Linked DNA regions of Homo sapiens: region 1 is linked to region 2. Evidence: chromatin loops called from intact Hi-C (ENCODE). Cell type or tissue: endothelial cell of umbilical vein. All regions are shown on one strand. Each heading gives the region's core, and the rest is flanking DNA. Links, peaks and the distances in the headings are about the cores only.

Region 1 (12,369 bases), core at 2,550-10,549, 52 kb after region 2:
TGCAACACTGGACCTGGCAGGTGCTGCTTGTTCCCTCCTGGTATTCATAGCTGAGGAGGGAGGATAGCATCCAATAAATCAGAAAGAAAATTGCGGCAAGTGCTACAACATAGTTGTATGGGAGGCTCATCTCGGGAGGGGCCAAACCTAGTCTTGTAGTGAGATAGGAGGCCGCTCTGAAGAGATGATGTAGGGAGTTTTTGTCTTTTATTTTTCCTCCAGGATCCACCTGAGTTCCTTTTCAAGACACAGTTCCTTTAATTTTTAAACACATCCAGCCATTCCAGACATAAGAAAAAGCCAGCCGATCAAGTCGCCTTTGGGACTAATGGCTATCCTGAGAGCTCAGCTTTGCTTGGAAGTTGCTATTTTCCAAAACAGCTTGAGCTAAATAAAGATGGCTGGGATAGTTGATAGTTGATATTTGACACCTAGCTCAGCCGATGGTGTTCAGGTTGTTGCTATGGCCTGGTAGTAAAGTCCCTTTTCTGGTTACTTTTTACTTGTTGCAGTAACTGTGATGTGGCTTTTCAACCCATTGACTGTTAATTTTTTTTTGCTGATATTTTCAGACTTTCATGCTGTAGGTTCCTCCATTCTCAACTGCCCCAACCAATCCTATGTGTTTCTGGAATATCAGGCATGTGGCTATTTCTTTTTTTTTTTTTTTTCCTTAGGTAGATATATTTTTTAAAAAATAAATAAAGCAATTCTGTTCTTTTCAAGTGAAAGAAAATGCAGTCACTCTCCAGTGCCACCATCCAGAGATAACCACAGTTGACATTTTAGTGAGTGCAGTTCTGGGGTTCTCTCCTGGCATCTCTACACAGAGAGATGCAGGTGCACAGTTTTACAGAATGGGAGCTCTATGTGCTTTTCCGTAAATCTCTCTCTTCACTCCTCAGGGTCCTATGGACATTTTTGTAAATCAATAAACATCAAGCAACATCATTGTTTCAAACAGCTAGAGTCTGGATCTACCATCGTCTCCTTAACCAATTTCCTATCGATTTAAGTTGTTTTCACTTTTCTACACTTCCATCAATTCTGCAGAAGAGAGCTCATCTCTTCCCATGTTTGTGACAATTTCTATAGGATATATTTACATGAGCTGGATTAATGGGATGGCGGATATGCCCTGTTATGTTTTGATCCCTATTCAGGTGATGCTTCTAATCAGAGGATTTTAGTCTGTATCTTGGCTAAGCTTGTTCATGCAGCAGGATACAATAGTCTTTCTTTTCACACACAAACATACTGATGGATATTTTTGTTTGTTTCTCCAGATGACACTCAGTATCTACAAGTTTTTGTGGTCATTTCACTAGCTGTTTTGTAGATAGTGGATGGCCTTGCTATGGAATCCTTGCTGGATATTGTGGTGGAGGCAGAGGAATGCAGTGGTTGAGACTGGCCCCTTTCCTTAGGTCATCACTGGAATTTTAGTGAAGAAGTGCTGCCCAGGGATGGCATCATTAACATGCTGCAGAGCCCTTGAGCTTGGAGGAGACAGCACTTGAGTTATGGTACAATTCACTGTAAATGTGTTTTATGGTCGCCTAAAATGTGTTTAGGTGACCATAAAACACGTTTTATGAAAGAGTTGCATAATCCAATCAGAGACCATTTCCCAAAAGGAAAATTCACAGCTAAATGGAATGAAAAGTATTATCTGAACTTCACTAGCTATTGACTCCACCTAGTCGTTCAAGAGGAAAGCGAATGCTTATACATTGTTAGTGGAAATGTAAACAAATACAACTGTATGGAAAGGAGGATGGATAGTTCTCAAAAAACTTAGAATAGAACTACCATTTAATCCAGCAATCCTGCTACTACTGGGCGTCTACACAAAGGAAAAGAAGCCACTGTATCAAAAAAACACCTGCACTCATGGTTATCACTACGTATATTCATCACCACACCATACATACATACACACACACAATGGAATACTATTCAGCCATATAAAAGTATAAAATCAGCCGGGTGCGGTGGCTCACGCCTATAATCCCAGCACTTAGGGAGGGTGAGGCAGGTGGATCACGAGGTCAGGAGATCGAGACCATCCTGGCTAACACGGTGAAACCCCGTCTCTACTAAAAATACAAAAAATTAGCCAGGTGCTGTGGCAGGCACCTGTAGTCCCAGCTACTCAAGATGCTGAGGTGGGAGAATGGCATGAACCCGGGAGGCGGAGTGTACAGTGAACCGAGATCGTGACACTGCACTCCAGCCTGGGCGATAGAGCGAGACTCCGTCTCAAAAAAATAAATAAATAAATAAAGTATAAAATCATGGCTTTGGCAACAATGTGGATGCCATTATCTTTGGTGAAATAACTCAGAAAGTCAAATACTGCATGCTCTCACTTATAAGTCAGAGCTAAATCATGTGTACACATGGACATAGAGTGTGGAATAATAGACTTTGGAGACTCAGAAGGGTGGAAGCGTGGCAAGGGTGTAACGTGTGAGAAATTGCTTAATGAGTACAATATATGTTACTCAGGTGATAGTTACACTAAAAGCCAAGACGTCAGCACTCTGCCACATGTCCGTGTAACGAAACTGCACTTGTACTGTTAAATCTATACAAATAAAAAAGAAACTGAATCTTTGCCAAGTTGCTCCTAACTATGTCTGAAGGTCCTCTGGTGATATCTCACACCGGCTCAGAACCAAGACAGTCGGCTCCCTTGTCATAGCCATTGGGATTTCCCTCCTCCATATCCCAGGCCCCCACCCTGATGGGCACCATTGCACATGTCAGGCCCGCCCTGATGGGCACCATTGCACATGTTAGGACCCTTGGCTGCTGGCTCATGGGAGCTGGATACCAAAGCATCTGCTGGGACAGGAGAGAATGCCTGAACCCCTTTATTCTGGTAGAAGAGTATCTAACCAACCAACAGAACTGTATGTTTCTTCTTTAATGTGAATAACTGTGAAAACAACTCTTTTCATTTTTATTTATAGCTCTCTCTCCCCCTAAATTCACACATGCATCTCTGGGGCTGGAGATCAGCTCAAGAGATGGACACCCCATTGTTTCCTGAAACACTCTCCTCTCTAACCATGAAGTCTTATTCCTGGACTAGCCTATGTATCTGCCTCTCCTCTGCCCATCACCCATGCTCATATCATTCACATTAGACCTTTGTATTCTGGGTGAACTGGGGAGATGTGGCCCTTGGGTTCACTTTGATTACTTCCTTGTAAAAATAAACGCTTAATAGCCCTGCCCACTAATTTTTTGGATATGATATTTTAGGCCCAAGCCGGGAGTCATCCTTCCATCACTCTATATTTGGAAGAGGGAAGGATTTGTGGCATCAAATATTTAAAAATAAAAGTAAAAATATTAAAATTAATTGAGTAACTTAATTAAAATAATAGTTTAAAGTGGCAGCAGGGCAAAGGAGCATTTGTAGCTTCAGAAATGTAGTGATCATTCTACAGTCTTTTGAAAAGATAAACCTGACAGGAATTTCTAGCGAAAATGAAAATTGGTGACGGTTGAGCAGCTGCAAAGCAAAAGTGAAAAAGTCCTTGAGTTGTCCTAGCACAGAACGTGCTCACCAGCGCCGTTGGATCCTATCCCTGATACCAAAGGATCCACTGTGAATAGCCCAGCAATTTTTAGCACTGCAGCTGAGTAAAACAGAGTGGCAGATCCAAATGTCATTAAACATTTATAATTTCGGGGAAACCCTTATTTCAAATCAATTCTTCATAACCATTTCCTCAGTAAATTCATTCAACAAGTATTTATCGGGCAGTTTCTATGAGTCAGATAATATTATAGGGGCTGGGGATATAGCAGTGACCAAGACCATTTAGAACTCTATTCTTAAGACATTGCCACCTTCCTGGGAGGAGAAAGGTGCCAACAGAAATGGATAAGCCAGATAATTTAAGTTTCGGATAAAATAAAACAAGGTACATTGTTTTATTGACATAAGGTCAAGAAAAGTCCTCTCTAAAGAGGTGATGTTGAAGCTGAGCCCAGTGAAATAAAGGAGCCTACCAAGTAAAGGCATGGAGAAAGGATGTTCCAGACGCAGGGGCCAGGAAGTGCAGAGACCTGAGGCAGGAATGACCTGAGGGACGGTAGTACCAGGTGAGACAGGGAGATGGGCAAGGGCAAGGGCAAGATCGTTCTGAGCATGAGTCAACAAACTATGGGCCATGGGCCAAATGTGTCTCTCTGCCTGTTGTTTTTTAAATAAAGTTTTATTAGAATACACATGTGCCCCTTCATTCATGTATTGACTATGGCTGCTTTCGCACCATATTGGTAGAATTGGGTAGCGGGGACACAGACTGTATATTCCACAGAGGCAAAAGTATGTAATACCTGATCCTCTGCAAATAAAAAGTTTGCAGACCCCTGGCTTAGAACTCCATACATTTTGATTACATTTTAAACTTAGTAGGAAGCCCTTGGGTGGTTTTAAGCGAGGAAATAGATATGATTTTACTGCTGAAAAATGACTTGTGCTATTCTGTGGAGAGAGAAATAGGGAAACAAGGCATTTCAATGTTCTAGGCATGAGAAAACCATGGCAGCTACGGAGATGGAGAGAAGAGATCACATAAAATTTTTACAGCAAGTGTGTGACAAATCGGAAAATTCTAAATATTGAGTCATTTTATGATGCCAGCTTATTATAACTGATGCCATCTATGTGGAATTACAATAATACTGTAAGCCTTAATAGGTTTATAAATTTTCTGCAAGTATAAACCAGAATCTACCTTCAGTTCTCTTTCTCAGCAACACAGTTAAGACCAGGAGAACTGAATGGTTTTCTCTTCATCCTTCAACTTCCAACATTTAGCAGAGTCCCAGGCACAAATTATCCACCCAATAAATTCCACTGGATGAACAAATGGCTCCAAAGGCCAGAAAGCCTGAATCCCGATAAACTGTTTTTTAATTCAATTTTTAAATAAATGGTTGTATTTATTGAAAATGTATTCATTCTTTCAACAAATACCTTTAGAGTACCTGCCGTATACCAGGTATGCTGTTTAATGAGGATGGGGTTGGAGGGGGTGAATGCATGAAACAGAATGGATGCTGACTCTGTAGAGCTTGCAGACGAAAGAGGAAGTCAGTAAATAAAGCATCACTGTTACACAGGGGAACGTCAGTTTTCAACTGCTACACAGGGGAGCATCTCTCTAGGATTAAGGGAGGGAGATGATGCCTGTCCCAGGGTAACACAGCAGTGGTAATCAGCTGTATATTTTTCTAGCACTATTATGTACTGGATACTGGTCCAGGTTCCACACCTACCTTTTAAAGCAGTCCTTACAAACGTTTGACAATTGAGGAAACAGACACTCAGGGAGGTTAGGTGACTCCGCCGTGGTCACACAGCTGGTGGGTGATGAAGCTCAGATCGAAACTCAGACCTGTATGACTCTAATTCTTGTGCTTTTTCATTTCATCCCCATCCACAACACCCACTGTCCTTTAACTATTTCACCCGTGATGATGTTGCAAGTAATTCCAAAGTTGCTACCTTAAATGTAAGAGAGCATTTTCTTACACAGATGAGTGAGTTTATTTATTTTCATGTGTGTGTGTGTGTGTGTGTGTGTGTGTGTGTGTGTGTGTGTGTGTGTGTGTAGATGAGAAAGAGAAAGAGAAAACCACCAACCTTCCTTAGTCATTTTATAGTAGCCCAGCTTGCCAGGTAACTCCACGCAGCCCATCCTTACTGGTGGTAACCTCAAATAAAGCCAGATTCTCCCCCTAGCGGTAGTTTGAGAGATGCTCAACAACTCGAAGATTCATAAAGCATGCTGAGCCATCCATCAGTCAAGACAGGCCACAAATGTCAGAAAAGATTGATAATCAGCAGGGAGCTTGATAAAGCAGCTTTTACTGCAGCACCCTTGCTCTAAGACTCCCATCCCTTCTGAGAACGCAGTCTAGAGCTGCTGCTTCCATTTATCTATACAAATACCTTTGAATCACTTCACCTTAATATATATATACAGTAAGATTTTTTTAAAGCCCTGAATAATTTATGTATAGAATCACCTCCCTTCTTAACCAAATGGAAGAGATTCAGTATGCTAAGTTCAATGGGAAGAGGGTATATAAAATCCCTTTCAAGTATATGTCTTATAAAATATAGGTCATGAATTGAGTTTTTCAGTATCAAAGAAAAAAAGTTTAATAGACTTACAGCTTTCTTGCTTTAATTATGGGTGCATTTTTTAAAAACCAAGTATAGTACCCAAGCTATTTTATTATTCAGAAGACTGGCTCTTTTCAAAGAAGTGTCAAAAGTTTGGTTTGGGGAATTCTTGTGTTTTCTTTCTTGCTCCAGTTTTCCACTTTTCTTTAGTGTGTCACCATCTTTATCTCCTATGATACTAGTTTATAAAAGGCTTCTAACATGGATGCCTTCCTCTTGGAAGTGGGTTGGGGTTCGTGTTTCTATAGTCAAGCTCTGTATCCTTAAAAAAAGGCCTGCTTTTCAGAATGATGGAGGACCTCGCTGGCCTGTTTCCCTGGCCCATCACATCCAGACTCCAGAGCTGCTTTGCCATCTGTTCCTCTCCTTCCTTCTCATTTCTGCAATTTTACCCTCTATCTAGCTGAAGAGGTTCTATGCTTGTTGGCTCACACTAAAGTCATAAGCCAGGGCTAGAGGGGATGACTTGAATAGTAACATGTGTGTACATATACGTGTGTATGTGTCTGTACATTCACATACACACACATGAAATCAGCTTCGGTCTGTGATGCACCATTCAAAAATGTCTGCGTAGATTTTCACTAGCTTTGGAAACCACGTTTGATGTGGTTTAACTGGAAATATTGACCCACGCAACTAAAACTCAGGTAACCCAAGAGACTACTACTGCTGGCAGAGTCGTGTTTGCTGATTTCAGACACCATGGAGCAGTGGTCCAAGTTTGAATGATTTTGTTCCCAGGAGACACTTTGGGTTCCACACTGGGGAAGAAGAGGGTACAACTGGCATCGAGCGGGCCAAGGTCAAGGACTGGTAAACATACGTCAATGCATAGAACGGCCTCCACAGCAAAGAATCATTTGCCTCAAAATGTCAGTAGTGCCAATGTTTCTCCCTAAATGGAGAAAATGTGGAGTTTTAGTTATAAAGCCCAAATGTAAAGTTGGCAGGAGAGATGCTACAAATTGTAGGCATTGGTTGGTACCTTTTTATAGTGAGCCACAGGAACCCATTCCTCTAAGCAGGATCAATGGACATGGAGCTCGTTTTAACAGTGAGCATTTTGCGAGTGGGAGATGTTGCCAGGCCCTCTGCTGAGGGCTTCCTGTGTGTTATCTCATTGACTTGCCACAGCAGGCTAGAGGCGGATGCTATGATCATCTCTATGTCCCAGTGAGGAAACTGAAACTTCAAGAAGCTAGAAAACAAACTGTCCAGCAGAGCAGAAGCATTTTCCTCAAAATCCATTCTGCTGTCCTTTAGTAACAGACCTCAGTATACCTTAGCAGCAGGTGTCCGTATGAAGACTGTATTGCTCAGCCTCCCTGGCAGCTAAATGTGGTGATGTGAGGAAGTACTGACCAACAAGCTAGAAGCAGGGGTCTATGTTAGACTTCTAGGATGGATTCTGAAAGGAGCCACCTCACCTAGGAAGAGTACCCTGTATTCTCCTCCTACCACCTATTTCTTTTGCTGTCTGGAGTAGCGATATGATGGCTAGAACTCAAGCAGCCACCTTGCTCTGTGACACGGCCTCAAGGGTAGAAAATATGTGCTAGGAAGGCAGGACAAAACACAGAATAAGACCTGATTCTGTTGCCTGCGGAATGCCATGGCAGCCCTGGATTGCTTCTCTCCAGAATTATTTTACATAAGAGAATTATGAACTTCTGTCTTATGTAACTCAGTGTTATGTTGAATTCCCTGTATTTGTAGCCAAATCTAATAACAGCTGAAATATGCAGCATCACTCAACCAGTAAAAATTAGAGCCCAGACTATATGACGTTGAGTCAAGCCACGCTTTTTAACCACTGTGCTTTGCTGCTTGAGACATAAGCCCACTTACACCTCTGTATGCCTTTCATGCACCAGTTTTCCTATGGTAATCAGAAAATTGAGTCTTTATTGGAACAAAAATGGTCTTTGTCTCCTCTGTTATCTTAGAGTTCCTTCCAGAAAGCATTCTAAGGCCTCTTTGACATTAGACATTTTTATTAGGTTAAAAAAAACCCCACTGCCTTATGATGGGAACTTTCTTAGTGTAGTTATTTTGATTTCCTAGTATTACTGTAATTTCAGATCACAGTCTAGTACTAATAATCTGAAGAGATTCCAATAATGCACACCATGATGGGGCTGCCATTTATGTCAGTGTGCTGGCTTCGTGTCCACATTCCAGGGGCCAGAGAGGAAAACTTTAAAGGGCTCTAGAAGGTTTTCAGAGAATATTAATTTTTTTCTTGCCAGTGAATCAAGTTGAAGTGCATCATGAGAAAGTACCTGTGAGTTCATCAGGGAGATCAATGTATTCTGACAAGGGTACAGCACAAGGGTTGAGATGGCTGATTCCCATCTCCAAAAGATCTGGTTTTCAGCTATGTTTCCACTGTGATTATGAGACCTTAAACATGTTATCTTACCTCTCTGGGCTTTGAGTAACTCTTTTGATCATGAGGCTAATAACAATGCCCCAAAAGGATGGCTGTGAAGGTTCTGTGAGCAAGTAGATATCAGGCTTTGAGCACCATGACCAACAAAATGCCACGTGGGTCACAAATACTGGCAGCCAGCAATGGCTTCTTTTCAGTGGTGCTAGTTCAGGAGGGTCTTAGTGTCGTCACCCAGCAGCTTGCAGGAGTTGGAAAGACTCTAGAGACCCATGGAGCTGAATTCTAGTCCTGGCTCCTTCTCTTATCAGCTGTGTTAATTTGAGCCTCTATTTCCTCTACTGAATTGGTGATAATCTTCTGTGGCAGCACTTTGTACGAGTTTGAATTGGGCACATTCGAAATGATTCATTATAGAAATATAAATAAAATTTTATTTGTGCACAGAATTAGAAACAGTGTGCTCTCCAAATTTTAAATATTTGTCACAAATTTGCAATTTCAGAGTGGTTGTCAGGATTCTCTCTCTCACTCTTTCTCAGTTTTAATGAGATATCATTCATATACCATACAATTTACCAATTCATCCATACAAAATTTGTCATTCGGTGGTTTTTAATATATTCACAGAATTGTGCGATCATTGCCACAGTCAGTTTTGAACATTTCTATTATCCCAGAATGGAACCCTGTAGCCATTAGACGTCGTTCCTTATAGTCTTAGGACACCACACATATACTTTGTGTTTCTATAAATTTGCCTTGCTGGGCATTTCATAGAGAGAGAGTACATAGTACGTGATCCTTTCTGCCTGGTTTATTTTACTTAGCGTGTTGTTCAGGTTTCATCCATGTTCTGTGTAGCAGGTAACAGTACCTCCTTCAGTTCTATTGCCAAAGATAGGGCTTCCTTTTAAAATAAATTTGCTCTCGCCATAGGAAATATCGCTTTAGCTTGTGCAGATGAATATGCACCATTCTTCGTCAAGATTAGTCTTGAGTTATGCAAATTCTGAATTATCTGAGATATTCGACAATGTACCACGTACGGAAAATACATCTGTGTTCTGTGTACCTTGCAGTTTTGTTATGAGAATTAAATGAGATAATACACGTAGCAGCAGGGCTCAATATATGGGAGGGGGTTCCTCAAGAAATAGAGCCTTCTACAATTTTAGTTGGTTTGATTGTTTCATGGTAGATCTATTTTTTATCTGCTTTTTCTATAATCTCAACCTTTTTTTTTTTGGATTTGGGCATACACATGCAGGCTTATTGTATGGATATATTGTGTGATGCTGACGCTTTGAGTATGATTGAATCTGTCACCCAGGTAGCACCATAGTACCTAACAGTTAATTTTTCAACCCTTTCTCACCAGCACCCTCCGCTAGTCCCCAGCGTCTGTTATTGCCATTTTTATGTCTAAGAGTTCCTTATGTTTAGCTCCCACTTATAAGTGAGAATGTGCTGTTTTTGGTCTTCTGTTCCTGCATTAATTCAATAGGATAAAGGCTTCCAGCTGTATCCATGTTGCTACAAAGGATATGAGTTCATTCTTTTCTATGGCTGCATAGTATTCTGTGGTGTATGTGTACATTTTCTTTATCCAGTTCACCATTCATGAGTACCTAGGTTGATTCCATGTCTTTGCTATTTGAATAGTGCTGCAACAAACATATGAGTGCATGTGTCTTTTTGGTAGAACAATTTATTTTATTTTGGATATATACCCAGGAATGAGATTGCTTGTTTTAAGTGCTTTGAGAAATTGCCAAACTGCTTTCCACAGTGCCTGAAGTAATTTACATTCCCACGAACAGTATATAAGCTTTCCCTTTTCTCCACAGCCTCATCAGCATCTGTTGCTTTTTGACTTTTTAAAATAGCCATTCCAACTGGTGTGACATGGTGTCTCATTGTGGTTTCAGTTTGCGTTTCCCTGATGATTAGTGATCACAATTTTTCATATGTTTTTTGGATACTTGTTTGTCTTCTTCTGAGAAGTGTCTGTTCATGCCTTTGCCCACATTTTAATAGGGTTATTTGTTTTTCGCTTGTTGAATTATTTAAGTTCCTTATAGATTCCAGATGCTGGACTTCCATCAGATGCATAATTTGTGAATATTTTCTCCCATTCGGTTTGTTGTCCATTTACTCTGTTGATAGTTTCCTTTGCTGTGCAGATCTTTAGTTTAATTAAATCCCACTTGTCAATTTTTGTTTTCCTTGTGATTGCTTTTGAGAACTTAGCCATAAATTATTTCCCAAGGCCAATGTCCAGAATGGCGTTTCCTAGGTTTTCTTCCAGGATTCTTACAGTTTGAGGTTTTAAATTTGAATATTTAATGCATCTTGAGTTAATTTTTGTATATGATGAAATGTATGGGTCATTTCATTCTTCTGAATATGGCTATCCAGGTATCCAGAACCATTTATTGAACAGAGAGTCCTTTTCCCATTGCTTATTTGTATCGGCTTTGTGGAAGAGCAGATGCCTATAGGTGTGCAGCTTTACTTCTCAGTTCTTTATTCTGTCTCATTAGTCTATGTGTCTATTTATGTACCGTACCATGCTGTTTTAGTTACCGTATGCTTACAGTAGAGTTTAAAGTCAGGTAATGTGATGCCTCTGGCTTTGTTCATTTTGCTTAGGATTGCTTTGGCTATTTGGGGTATTTTTTGGTTGTATATGAATTTTAATAGTTTTTCTAATTCTATCAAAAATGATCTTGGTAGTTTGATAGGAATTGCATTGAATTCATAGGGAGCTTTGGGCAGTATCTCATCTGTTTTTGTGTTTATCTCACTTTAAGGAATCTCCATCTATGAAAATTCCAACTGATTAAATAAAAAATTAGTCATAAGTCCCCTCTAACAGACCTGCTCATCAAGTGTCTCCAAGATGCTGTTTAAAAAAATCTGGTTTCTTCCAAAGTGTCAGGCTTTCAGGAGCCCACCAGTGATTCAAGTTACATACCCCTTCATAAATTTCCACGCACATCCACATATTCATGAGGCAATCTGAGACCTTTACCTTTGTCAGCCTGAGTACATTTCTATTATGGCAATGTCACAGCCGCGTGTATGAGCTGTAATGAAAGACAGCTTTTGAAAACTCCTATTCTAAGGTCTTTCCTGACCTATTTCAGCAAAATGTGTAAGTGAAAGACATTTAGACACCTTTTGTCTTTATCTCTTTTTGCCCTAGGCAATTAGGTGCCACAACAAATGACATTTTTGCTCCTTCAGCAAGCCATCATGGCTCACCTCATAGGTGGGAGACACCAGGATGAACACTTTCAAATTCTTTATCCCATTCCATCCCCCCAGTGAGATTGGGTATTACTGTCTCCATGTTTCATGTGAGGACACAGAAGCTCAGAAAGGTCAACACCCATAATCAGAGGGGGAACCATGTAAGTCTGCCTTTGCCTGACCTCAAATACCATCTTCCTTCAAGGATACTGCATTTCCTCTGTCTCATTGTGGGTTAATTACTTCTTAGTATGCCTGCTTTTCCTCTATGATAAGGCACTTTTATACTTATTCGGCGGTCTCTAACATAAGCATTCAGTCCTGCTCCCCAGCCAAGGCTGTGCATATAAATAGGAAATGTTGATTTTATTGCTTATGGGAGATGCAACAGGCAAGCATCAAAAACTGTGGTGGGGTTTCAGCTGGAAGTGTGCACGTTAAGAAGCTGCTCTAAGTCATCCCTGTCCATGGGGTTTTTCCTTACAGCATGAGACAGTCCGGC
Region 2 (12,369 bases), core at 1,995-9,994:
CATCTGCTTTTCCGTGGCATGTCATTCATCCTCACTAGAGATCATCTTACTTCCCTCGATTATTCTTTGTTCATTCCACATAAGTGTATTGAGTACCTCCTCTGTGTAGGAATTTTAAAAGACCCTAGCTTTATTTAGTGTTTGTTAAAGCATCTCTTAACCTCCTCTCATTAAGGATACAGATTCATGATAAAAACCAAACACCTTGACCAAAAGGCTAACTTGGAAAATGCCAGTTGTTATTACTGCAATCTCAAGTAATGAAAATTCATGGAGTTTATATAAGTTATTGCAGCATAACACTTTATCCCAACACTTAGTGGCTGAAAACAGTACATAATGATGAGCTCACAGCTTAGTGAGATCAGGCGTCTCCTCATGGCTTAGCTCTGCTGGAGGCCTCAGGCTGTAATCACGATGCTGACCAGGGCTACAATCATCCCAAATTCAGATGAGGGCAAGGTCTACCTGCAAGCTCACTTGATTGTTAACAGAATTGAGTTCCTCATAAGTTGTCAAATGAGAGCCTCAGTTTCGTCACAGGAGTAATATCCCATCACTTTTGCCATATTCTGTTCATTAGATGCAAGTCACTAGTTTTAGCCCATACTCAAAGGGAAGAGATTACCCAAGAGGGTGAGTACCAGGAAGCTGGGATCATTAAAGACCATCTTTGAAGTCAAGGATATGCTCATAGAGCTGATAGACAGTGATAAAACCTCAGCAACTGACCAGAAAAGGTCAACTTAGAAAATGAGATTTTGTAGTTTAAACTCCTGGAAATTCATAGATCATAACATTTCAACTTACTTTTAAGTTGAGTGACATGAAGAGATAGGTCAAAATATTTACATTTGCTAAATGTGTACTTACTGTTCTTTATATAGAGCTTTGCAGCTTACAACATACAGTTCTGTGTCAATATTTTCATTTGATTTTCTCAAACCTGGAAGGGAGGAATGGAAGATGTTATCTCAAATTTAAAGACAAATGAACTGAGACCTGACAAGTTACCAGCTGAGTAGGTTACATCTTTCTGCCAGTTCATGTGTTGGTTCAACAAACGTATACAAACAAATCTTATGTGCTTGGCACCATGCCAGGCAGGGTCTGGGGACGCAGTGTTGGACAACATGAATGTAGTTCTGCCCTCCCAGAACCTAGTATCTTGTCAAGATGAGACGTTAATCCAATTAAATCTTACATAAAATAAGACTGCAAACTTTAATATTTTCTAATGGTTGAAAAGGTTATAGATCATGATTTATGCAGTTTATATATGCAGGTTTACATATTTTAAAATTATCCAGCTGCATTCTTAAGATTTGTACATTTTACTGTGTATGTGATGTTTTTAGAACATCCTGGGAAGGAAAGCTACATAGCGCTAAGGTAGTTCGTTAAAGAAGACGTGGCTGAGAGCCAGGAAACAGGGATTTAGATTTCCTCTTCACCAAGTGGCACATGTGTCCTGAAAATGTTAAACTGTGGGCATTTTTAATATTGCACATGTTGAACTGATACATATAACTTTCTGGGGTTTTTTTTTTTTTTTTTTTTTTTTGAGACAGAGCCTCACTCTGTGGTCCAGACTGGAGTGCAGTGGCACGATCTCAGCTCACTGCAACCTCTGCCTCCGGGGTTCGAGCCATTCTCCTGCCTCAGCCTCCCAAGTAGCTGGGACTACAGGCGCCCACCACCACGCCCGGCTAATTTTTTGTATTTTTAGTAGAGATGGGGTTTCACTGTGTTAGCCAAGATGGTCTCGATCTCCTGACCTCATGATCCGCCCGCCTCAGCCTCCCAAAGTGCAGGGATTACAGGCGTGAGCCACCGCACCTGGTCAGGGTTTTATTTCAGAACCGTTTATTTCCCCAGTACATTTATCCACTCTACCTCCCTCTCTGTGATTTTCCATTTTCAGGCTGTGCCGTGCTGGTTTTACCCAGTACCTTGTTTAATGATGGAGCTCATCATTTCGGAGTTTTTCTCTCCGTGATGCTGCCACATGTGTCAGGGCTGTGTGGCTGTTACAGAGGAAGGGTCTCGTGGGGAGGGAGCAGTGAAACTGGTGGAGCAAGCAAGGTCGGACCGACAGACTATCTTCTCGGATGTAAGAGAGGTTGTTCTAGGGAAGCCGTGTTCCTGGCGCTGGGAGGCTTTACGAAGAGTTTTTGAAATCTCCAGCTTGAACGTTAGTGTACCTTATTATGGCTATACTTGGTCTCAGGATGCCTTCTGCCCTCTTATTTTTTCCTTCTTTGATGTTCAAAAATTTACATCATTTCCTGTAATTTTTTTTTCTGTAAAGTTTTGGCAGACACAGAGTCACCACTATTCATTTTACAAAAATACATTTATGCTTAATTTAAAGAAATAGGCAGGGAGAGGGGTGCTCTGGTTCTTGTTTTCTGGCAGATACTTAAGAAAATTGGAAGAAATCACTTTGAAAGATCAATGAGACTTCAATAAAGTAAATTTAAGAAAAAAAAAAAAGAGTTAAGGAATGAAGTAAAACTTGCTAGGGTTAAAATCCCAGCTAGTCCATTCCTTACCTTTCTTACCTGAAAAATGAAAGTGGGGATCGTCCTTACCTCATGTTGTTGTGAGTACTACGTGATGTAACACACAGAGAATGCTTAACAGAGTTCTCAGTGTAGAGTAAGCTAACAAAGTTGACAGCTGTTGGCCTCATGACATCATAGAAAATGTGCCTAACCTAAAGTCAGAATCCCTAATTTTAAGCCCCGCTTTTACTTCCCGGATATTCATCCTTTATTGGTTACTTTTAACCTCCTGTTGCTTCAGTTTTCTAAATCTGTAAAAGGGAATGTAATACTGACATTATAGATAATTCCATGGCAATCAAATCATGGAAAATATGTAGAAGTTCTTGGCACAGAATAGCAGCTCTGTAAATATTAGTCGAATCTGACTTGTAACATTACCAGGACCCAACATTTATGTCAAGAAGGCATTTTTCACACTGCACAAATGGGGCTCCTTATATTCTAGAAAATAAATATCATGAAAGTCACAACATAAATGTCCTCTCACTTCTTATCCCTTAATTCAGAGCTATTCAACAAAGTCAATTTTGGGAAAATGTTGCAAACATCTGATATTTACCAGGAATTAGGGGAGAAACAGTGGATACTACCATGGTTCCTGCTTTTAAGGAGCTCATAGTCTAAGAGTGGAGTCAGATAAGTCAACAAGATTACAAAATAAATGCCAGAAGAGGAAAAAGTGGGAGACGCCAAGGAGGCAAGGAGGGACACCAAGCCCAGCCACAATAAGAGTGGGAATGTCAGAGCAGGTGACACAGTGAGGTTGCTTTAGCTTCATGTGACAGATATCTCTAACTCAGACTGATCTAAACTTCAGTGAGAAAATAAATTTCATCAAACTGGGAGGTCAGAGGAAGGGCAGACTTCCAGGTGCAGTCACTACAGTTGCTCAAAAATCTCATCAAGGTATTCGGTTCTTTTCATGTCTCTGATCTATCATGGCTGCTGTCATTTCCAGTCCAACAGTAGCTCTGTTTCAGTATCATGATGGCTCCAGCAATTGCCCACATGATGGCATCAGAGAGACAAGGGGCATCTCTTTTATCTGTCATCTTTGGGAGGAGAAGGAAGGAAAAGAGAATTTCCTATGTTCTTTTCAGCATGGGCCAGTGTTGGGGCCAAGGGAAAGCTTCCCCTTCACCTTCCGAAGGTTCACCTTCTGCCCTCTGAAAAAGAACTAATGTTAGGAAGATGAATAGGAGAAAAGGCACACAAATTTATTTAATGTGTATTAGCCTAGAAAATCAAAGGAGGATGATCACGCAATAACCCAGTAGGTCCAGATGCTTATACAACTTTCTTCATTGGGGAATGAGAGATTGAGTCAATGTGTCTGTCAATTTGAAGGGGAGTAAATAACTTTTAGGGGGAATGAATAAGCCCAGTGCTGAGACAATGGTTAGTAAATAATGTTCTCTTTGGGAATTGAACAGGATTGGAGACAAAGTTTGTCTGGGCTGTAGGTGTGATGTTTAATTTCCAGGCTCTTTGTCATAATAGGAGTTTTAATCTTCTGGTTAATGAAGTTACAGGGAGGGGGTTGAAGGCCATTTGTTCCTTTTGCTGGGTATGGTTTGTAGGTAGATAAGGAAACTTCAACGAACAGCCTTATCCTGTGCTTTGGGAGTGAAAGGTGATTGAAAGATGAAGGAATAGGGGGAAGGTCAGAGAAACCTTGAGGCTACTGCTTCAGTTTAGCATATCTCAAAGAGCCATATTTTGGAGTGTTGTGTTCTGATCCCCAATACCAGAATTAAATCATCTACCCACCCTTAAACTACACCTTGGCAAGGGCACAGGATTCTCATGACAGGCTTAGTGGGGCATCTTGGGTGACAGGTGCATTGAGGGGTTGACCTCCACAATGACCAGGGAAGGTTTTCCCAGGGGATCTCAGACTTTGCCTATCTGATAGGATGAATTGGGCTTTTTCTAGTCTCTATGTGTTAGAGGTAGACAGAGAAACATCCCAGGGTGTGCAATGGTATTGAGCATAAAATATTTTAATTATTCATGGAATTCCAAGTACTTTTATTTGACTAGACTATGGGGGTAGCGCAGAGTCCAAACTAGTAATAGGAGATAAGGCTGGAGAGGTAGGTGAGGGCTGGATTATGAAGACTCTTACCAGCCATAAGAAATGTGGGTTTTATCCCACAGAAACTGGGAACACGCTGAAATATTTGAAGCTGAGAAGTACATGAAATTGGATGTGTCAGTTCCATCTTGAACCATCCACTAAATGGAAAGGGGAGTGAGGCAAGATTGGAATCTTGGGAAAAAAGACTGTGTTGGTAATTTTAGAAGGAGTCTGAATGGGACCATATAGCTGGTTAAGTGGGTGGGTTGGGGAATGAGAAGGAGCTCAAGGTGATTATTCTGTTTTTTTTTCTGGGATTTTCAAGCTTCCCTAGAAGTCTACATAAAAATAGATATGGGAAAATCAGAATCTAAGAGCTGGCTACTCAGATTTGATGTAGTTAATACAGAATGACTATCAAATAATAGATATTTGTCCTCGATACATATGGGATCTTGGCCAGCTGGATAAATAAATGAGTATTGTTTTAATAAATGCCCATTGGAACAGGTTCTTTACTGAAAGGAGGAATAATGATAATATTGTGTTGTACGAGAGAGTGTGGATGAGATATTTATAAGCAAGGCATTCAGCAGGTGTCCTGTGGGTTAATAGTCTGGGAGTAAATTCATGTTCATGTCATGTAATAACCTTGGTGAAGCTGCTAGTAAGAGTGAATTAGGCTTCAGTAGCAAACTCTCTCCCTCTCTCCCCCACCTTTCCTCTCTCTGTCTCTCTCCCGTATGTGTGTGTGTAGTGTGTAGTTTATTAAGTCTTTAAGTATTTTATTCATAGCAGAACTTTCCCACTTTTCATATTTTACAAAGGAGCATTTTATTTAAGCTCCAAGTATGTGTAATTGCAATGAGCCATATACGCATTCCCCACAGACCGGGAAGCTTTGCCACCTAAAACAGAATGCTCTCAATGTAAGCCCAGGTGAGAGTTCTAAGGGGCTGTCCTGGGGGGACTCTCCTGCTCTGAAGGGGGCCATCCTGGTCTAGGGGAGCTGTCCTGGTTTGGGAGTTGGTGGGGCTCTCCTTGTCTGAGAGCTGACTCATTTGTAGGCATCCTCATTTCAGTGTCAGAAGGACTGTCCTGCTGTTGATGACTTCACTTTACTTAAGCATGGTTCAATCAGAAGCAGGGGAGTGAGGAAATTCCTTAACATATTTATCAACATCTGTTTCTAGGCATCCAGCTATGTACAGGAAGGAACTGTTGACCACAGAAAGCATCCTGCTTGGGCATTTCTGTGCAATGTCTCTTTGCTGGAAGGACCATTTTTAATCTACCCGTGTAGCCAGTATGTCCTGAGGTTTCCATTCTAATCCCAAAATATGTATATGTCATGGCACTTTTGGAGGGTTTTGTCTTTCTTTGTACAGCGTTGCGGTATTATCATAAGAAAAGTCTAGAAGTTGCAATTATATCTTCCAAGTTGGCATCCCAGTTCTTCCACGTAGCAGCTATAACCTTGATGCAGTGGAATACAGGCGACATGGCATGTGACTTGGAGCCAGATGGGAGTTTGTATCTTAGTGCTGCCAATTAATAGCCATGTGATCCCGGGGGCAAATGATGTTCCATTTTCTTTCATCTGTACAATGGGATTAATACTACTTACCTTAGGATGTTGGTGAACAGATATTATACTGTAAAGCTACCTAGTAGGAGGCCAAACGCATAATAGATACTCAATAAATTGTAGCTGTCGCAATTATTGACCTCCTGGACTCTGTGTCCTAATCTACAACATAGGAATAATGACAGTGCCTAACTTGCAGGTTTGGTGTGAACAATACAGTGATCATTCTAATCTAGAACAGGGTTTCTCAATCTCATTCTTGGCACTATTTTCATTTGAGGCTGCCCTGTGCACTACAGAATATTCAGCAGCATCCCTTTACTGCACCCCCTAGATGGGTGTAGATACCTGTAGCATTCTGCAGCCCAGGTTGTAATAACCAAAAATGTCTCCCGACATTGCCAAATATTCCCTGGCTGGGGAAGGTGGGGAGCTAACGTTGTCACTGGTTGAGAACTACTGTTCCAACATATAGAAGAAAGTATTCTATAAACAAGGGTAGGTACCGTATCTGTGCTATGGTTTGGAGGTGGTTTGTTCTGGTTCCCACCAAGGCTTATGTAGAAATTGGATCCCCAGTGTGGGGGTGTCGGGAGCGGGGAGGCTAGCAGGAGGTGTTTGGCTTATAGGGGCAGATGTCTCACAAATGCTGTTCTGGAGTTTGAGTGAGTTCTTGCTTTTGAGAGCCCAGATTCATTCTTGTGGGGATGGATTAACTCCCCTGAAAGGAGGCTGTTATAAAGCAGGATGCCCCTTGGGTTTCATTCCCTTGGCATGTGCCCACTTCCCCTTTGACTTTCTCTACCTTGTTGTGACAGCTCAAAAGTCCTCCCTAGAAGTCAGCGCCGAATCCTTGAACTTCTCAGCCTGCAAACCTGAGCTAAATTATAATAATTCTGTAATTATTCATGGAATTCCAAGTACTTTTATTTGACTAGACTATAGGGGTAGCACAGAGTCCAAACTAGTGATAGGAGATTAGGCTGGAGGGGTAGGTGAGGGCTGGATTATGAGGACTCTTGCAAGCCATGATAAGAAATGTGGGTTGTATCCCACAGAAACTGGGAACCCACCAAAATATTTGAAGCTGGGAAGCACATGAAATTGGAAATTAGACTCTTCTTTGGAAATTACCCAGTCTCAGGTATACTTATAGCAACACGAAATGGGCTAAGACAATCAGACCTATCCGTAAAGTTGTGGAAAGAAATGCAGACAGGAAAAAGAAAATCATGTTTGTTTCCTGAGCCTCTAGATAGTAATGCATACATGAGAATAGTGGAACAAATTAAACCTCTTTCGGCATGAATAAGCTCTTCAAAGTTCAGCTCCACATATAAGCTACAGTTGGGTGGGGCTGTCAATTTTCAGGAAAAACTTGTGGTAACAACACAGGGTTTGCAGTCACTTCTGCTATAAGCCATGGTGTCCTGGGAATGTAAGTGGTAACGCCTGTTCCCTACCCCCGTGGCTGAGGAACACCAGCCCTGCCCTATTCCTCTGTGGGTGATTGTGGCGATAATTCTAGTTCCCTGGAAAGCACACATCTGAGATTCAGCATGATGTATCTTATCCCCAGCACGATTATTTTCCCCCTCATTTTTTCTTAAGCCCTTCTCCTGGGAAGATAAAGGTCAACTTAAACCTGAGCTCCAGGCAGTGCTACCTCACTTCCTCTTCACTGATCAAATCTTAAAGCAACAGGAATGTTCCAGAATTCCTCTAAGTGAATTGCACTTGTCTGTAGTTGTGTGGGCAGTTCTGAAGTAGCTCTCACCTCACATTTTAAGGCAATTTTACTAATAGGAGCACCAAATCCTTCAGGGCCAGGAAAGCTCTATTTAACCATGAATTTCCTCCCTTGGGGTTTCGTTATGTTTGGTTACAAAGTAAAATAAACCCACACTGCTTCAGAGTCTGGAGAGGCACAGGGGCATGATTTAGCTATGTTAATAATAGAAATTGAAAAGTATTTTAAAAGATAACACACCACCTGTGCCTTCTTTTGATTGTGAGACTAAATGAAGAAGAAATTTTTTCCCCGGAAATGTTACTGCTCTGAACAGCATTTTAGCACTATTATCCCATGATAACATCAGAGCGGGGGAGTAATTATTTGCCGGTAATATGCGTGCTGCCGTTAGCTGAATATGGCAGCACTTCCATGCTGAGATCTATGAAGTATAGATTATACATTTCCATGCTCATTCAAAATATGTATTTTTTATGATTGATGAGGACATTGCAGCATGCCACCTTCATAATTTGCATTTTTAAATGGTTCTGTGTGTAAATCATTGGCGTGTATTACCTCAATCAGAAGCCAAATAACTAATTGTAAAAGCTCTAAAATATGCTTTTCTTAAATATGTTGTGCGGGAATCAGAGATAAATATACCTTAACACATTTTTATATTTCATTACTATTCAATATATTTTTTTTGTTGTTCTAACAAAGAAAACCTCCAGCTTTTATAATACCATTACCGTCAAATTAAAGACTAGCCTTCATCTTTCCAAACATATATTTTGTGCTTTGCTCAAAGCCAGGAATGACCTGGCTCATGAAGGGGTTCATTAGCAAGATGCTTGAAGGAAAGGAAAAATTTGCTAGTTGATCGAGAAAATATAAATGATGAGGCTAAACTCATATTTGAGATGTTCTAGATTTTCCTGGTGAGATTTCAAGGTCCAACACAGGATTCTAATATTCTCAGAAGATCTCCTACATGAATTCCTTCAAACTTGAGAATTACATTTACTCTCCACACAAAGGGAGTAGGAATTTTTCAGTATAAGGCAAATGGCAACAAAAACACACTAGAGATTACAAAGCCAACGTCACTATTATTTTTAAAAGGCTTTATGAAAACATTAGTGCTGAGCCTGGGTGATTTATGGCACAGATCCATGGAAAGAACCTTTCCTAAGCCCACATTTCAGCTAGGGCTTTGCCTGGGAGAAAAAAGGAAGCCCTTGCTTCTGGAAGGCTCCCCTCACCGCCGTCTCCATATGTGGGAAGTTCAGAGCTGAGGTAAAATGAGGAAGGAGAATCAAGACCCTGGAAACATATGCCCAAGAGGGAGCCTGAGAATCTTTGCAGAAGTTGAAGTTGAAACAGAAGTTTACTAAGATGCTGAAACTTAAAGAATGAAAACCATCAACTAGAAGAGAGTAGGGGATTCGGGAAGCCTCCAAAGAATTCACAAGAACATTCAGATGAAGGGAAAGAGGGCACCAGGTCACACTGGGTTGGTTGCCGAGGGAAATCCCTCCCCTTGTGTCCTAAATCATTCCCTTGTCACCTTGTTATGCCTCAGTCCTCAGAACCACTCCTTACTGTGGCTTGGTGCTTGTCCCTCCATATCGTAACTCTGTTTTATATTCTTTTGACTTTCCTGTTTCTTCTGCATGTACATGAGCCTCATTAGCATTGAGCTTGTGTCTGTTTTGTTTGCAGCGTTATACCGAGTGCTTGCCTACCAGTGGGCTCCAAAGGGATTTTTGCAATGACTAAGGTGGAAATTGAATTTGGGAGTACTGGGATCTTTGGGAAAAGATCTATATCGAAGTCAGATTTATATGGTGAGAGCACTGTCTTCAGCAGATGTCCTTTGAGGGTCCAGGTCAGTCTCTGGAGGCACTCCCCTCTCTCCCTTCTTTTTTTTTTGAGACAGAATCTTACTCTGTCACCCAGGCTGGAGTGCAGTGGCATGATCTCGGCTCACTGCAACCTTCTGCCTCCCAGCTTCCAGCAATTCTCCTGCCTCAGCCTCCTGAGGAGGTGGGATTACAGGCGAGTGCCGCCACGCCCAGCTCATTTTTGTATTTTTAGTGAAGATGGGGTTTCACCATGTTGGTCAGGCTGATCTCGAACTCCTGACCTCGTGATCCACCCACCTTGGCCTCCCCAAGTGCTGGGATTACAGGCGTGAGCCGCCACGCCCAGCCCCCTCCTTCTGAAACTTGGAATGTCCTGTTGCAATCCTTAGAGCACCTGTACTCAGGGTATGGAAGCACTCATGAGGACATGAGCCTCAGCCTTCTGGAAAAGAGGACTTTTCGCTTGCTATAACTCCCATGGGATTTTTTTTTTTTTTAACTTTGTCTTTGTGGACTTCAGAAGTCCTTCCAGACAAATGGCTGCTTTATTTGTGAGGTAGTGATTTATATCCCTGGCAGAATAATCCTGGGTGAAAGTGGCTCTCCCTCAGCATAAAGGAATAGCAAAACATTTATGAAAGGGAGACAGAGCTTCAGATGAGTGGGTACAAAAGTTCCGCACAATATCAATGGTTGAAAGAATATGCATATATTAATTAATAATTCCGACATACTTCTTTTATAAGGTCCCTTATGAAAGATAGACTATTTTCCACATTTACTGTGCATTGGAAGTGACAGATGAAATTAATATGCTTCATAAATTGCCATCACAGAGGGTCAATTAACAAGTGAACTAACCTTGTGAAAGTCATTTTGAAAGACTAGTTATGTCTGTAATATTCCCTGTCAAATTAGGTAAAAGTGGGAAAATTAGATGCCTGTCAAATAAATAGCAGTCTAAGATACGGAGTAATTGCATTTTTGATAAGGTAAATTAGTTTCTGTGATTGTTGCTTGAGAACAGAAAATGAGTAGTGGAAATAGTAAAGATCTGAAAATTCTGTGTGTGGGTACATGTGTGCACATACATACAAATATATGTAACAGATGCATATTTGTGTGGATGTACACACATACGTACAGAGAGGCAGAGAGGAGAACACTGAAGATTCAAATTGGAAGTAAGACAGGTCCACACTCCTTAGCTAAACCATCACCTCCTCTTCCACCAAGGCTATTGCCTTTTAGGTCCTTCACACGTACCTGGCCAGCTCCCACCTTTCTGCCTTTGCTCACTTGGCTTCCTTTTTAGTTATGTCTGCCTCTACTTCATTCCATCAAAATGAACCCTGGTGCTTGTACAATGGGTTGGACAGTGTTTGGGCCATGCATGGACCAGCACAATAGTGTCTGCTGCCCTAGAGCTAAAATTCCCTCCAGGAGAGAACAATAACCTAGGACCCTGAAGCTGAGATTCTTGCAGGTGACTTGCTTCTGCCTGCAAAAGGACTAGAGAAAGGAACCCTCCTAACAAACCCAACTGAGCCAGTTTGGAGGCTGAAGGAATTAATGTAGCAGTCAGATCACATGGCTGTTTTCACCCAATCCACCTGACAGGAAGTTCCAGAAAGACCACACAACACACACAAAGTACTCCCACATAAAGGTTATCCTCTTCCAGGACAGATGTGGTGGGAGCCTCCCCACTTCCTTCCTGATGTAAAAGTTCCATATGGAGTTTTACTGCTCTCCTGCTCCTCTGACGTCTCGGTTCTGTTCTTCAAAACTCTGCCATGTCTGTGATGAAATTAAATCCCTGACTGGGTCTCAAGTTCCTACTTGTCATATGAATCAGTAGAGCTTAAAATTCATCTGAAGTCTTGGTTGTCTGTCCCCATTCCTCCATGACCTCCTTTGGGGCTTGGAGCAAGTCAACTTCTTATCAGGATGTGTGTCCCGGTGTGTGAAAGGAGGCTGCTTTGCAGCAAGGAGATTGTTAAAAAAAAAAAATTAAAAAGTAAAAGTCGTTATATTTTTGTGTATACCAGAGCCCAGCTACACATATGTAATGTAGAGAAAATACTTTCTCTCCAATCCTTTTTCTTCCTCTGAGTTTTCTCCTTATACCTTTTAATTGTCAGCGAATTCCCAAAGGCATATGTACTGAATCTGCATGTGGATTTTGTATATACATATATATTCACAAATGCATATGCTATGATTTGTGATTCCCATTTTACAGAGTTTAAAACTGAGTCTCAGTGAGGGGAAGTAAACTGCATGCAGTTCATGCAGTTACTAACAACGTGCCTTGTTGTTCTGTACATAGCATAGGAGGTTGAACCCAATTAGTCTGACTCAAGGCTTGTACTCTCTATGATATCCAGAACGCTCTTTTCTTCAAAGCCAATTTTATTCCAGCTTGGACAAATTCTACGCATCTTCCTAATAAAAGAAGAACCTTGCCAGGTGCAGTGGCTCACGCCTGTAATCCCAGCACTTTGGGAGGCCAAGGCGGGTGGATC

The links. A loop is a pair of places that touch in the nucleus more often than their neighbours do. Peaks named below come from ENCODE experiments on the same cell type or tissue, not always from the same donor. Only the 100,000 strongest peaks of a DNase experiment are listed, where the experiment ranks them.
Region 1: a loop joins it to region 2, with 2.4 times the contacts of the local background. A loop is called at or near these places in 5 of 110 quality-filtered maps.

The regions. Positions count from the first base shown.
Region 1 is chr16:83,350,626-83,362,994 of GRCh38, forward strand. All of the region lies in intron 6 of CDH13 (cadherin 13), which reads left to right. Among named protein-coding and RNA genes, the nearest start is that of CDH13-AS1, 43 kb to the right of the region's middle. In endothelial cell of umbilical vein, for the core only: a CTCF peak has its summit at 5,792; a DNase peak (open chromatin) is centred at 5,756.
Region 2 is chr16:83,299,486-83,311,854 of GRCh38, forward strand. The region is part of intron 5 of CDH13 (cadherin 13); the gene reads left to right. Among named protein-coding and RNA genes, the nearest start is that of CDH13-AS1, 94 kb to the right of the region's middle. In endothelial cell of umbilical vein, for the core only: no CTCF peak of the experiment used is centred there; DNase peaks (open chromatin) are centred at 5,816 and 9,126; H3K27ac peaks cover 1,629 bases.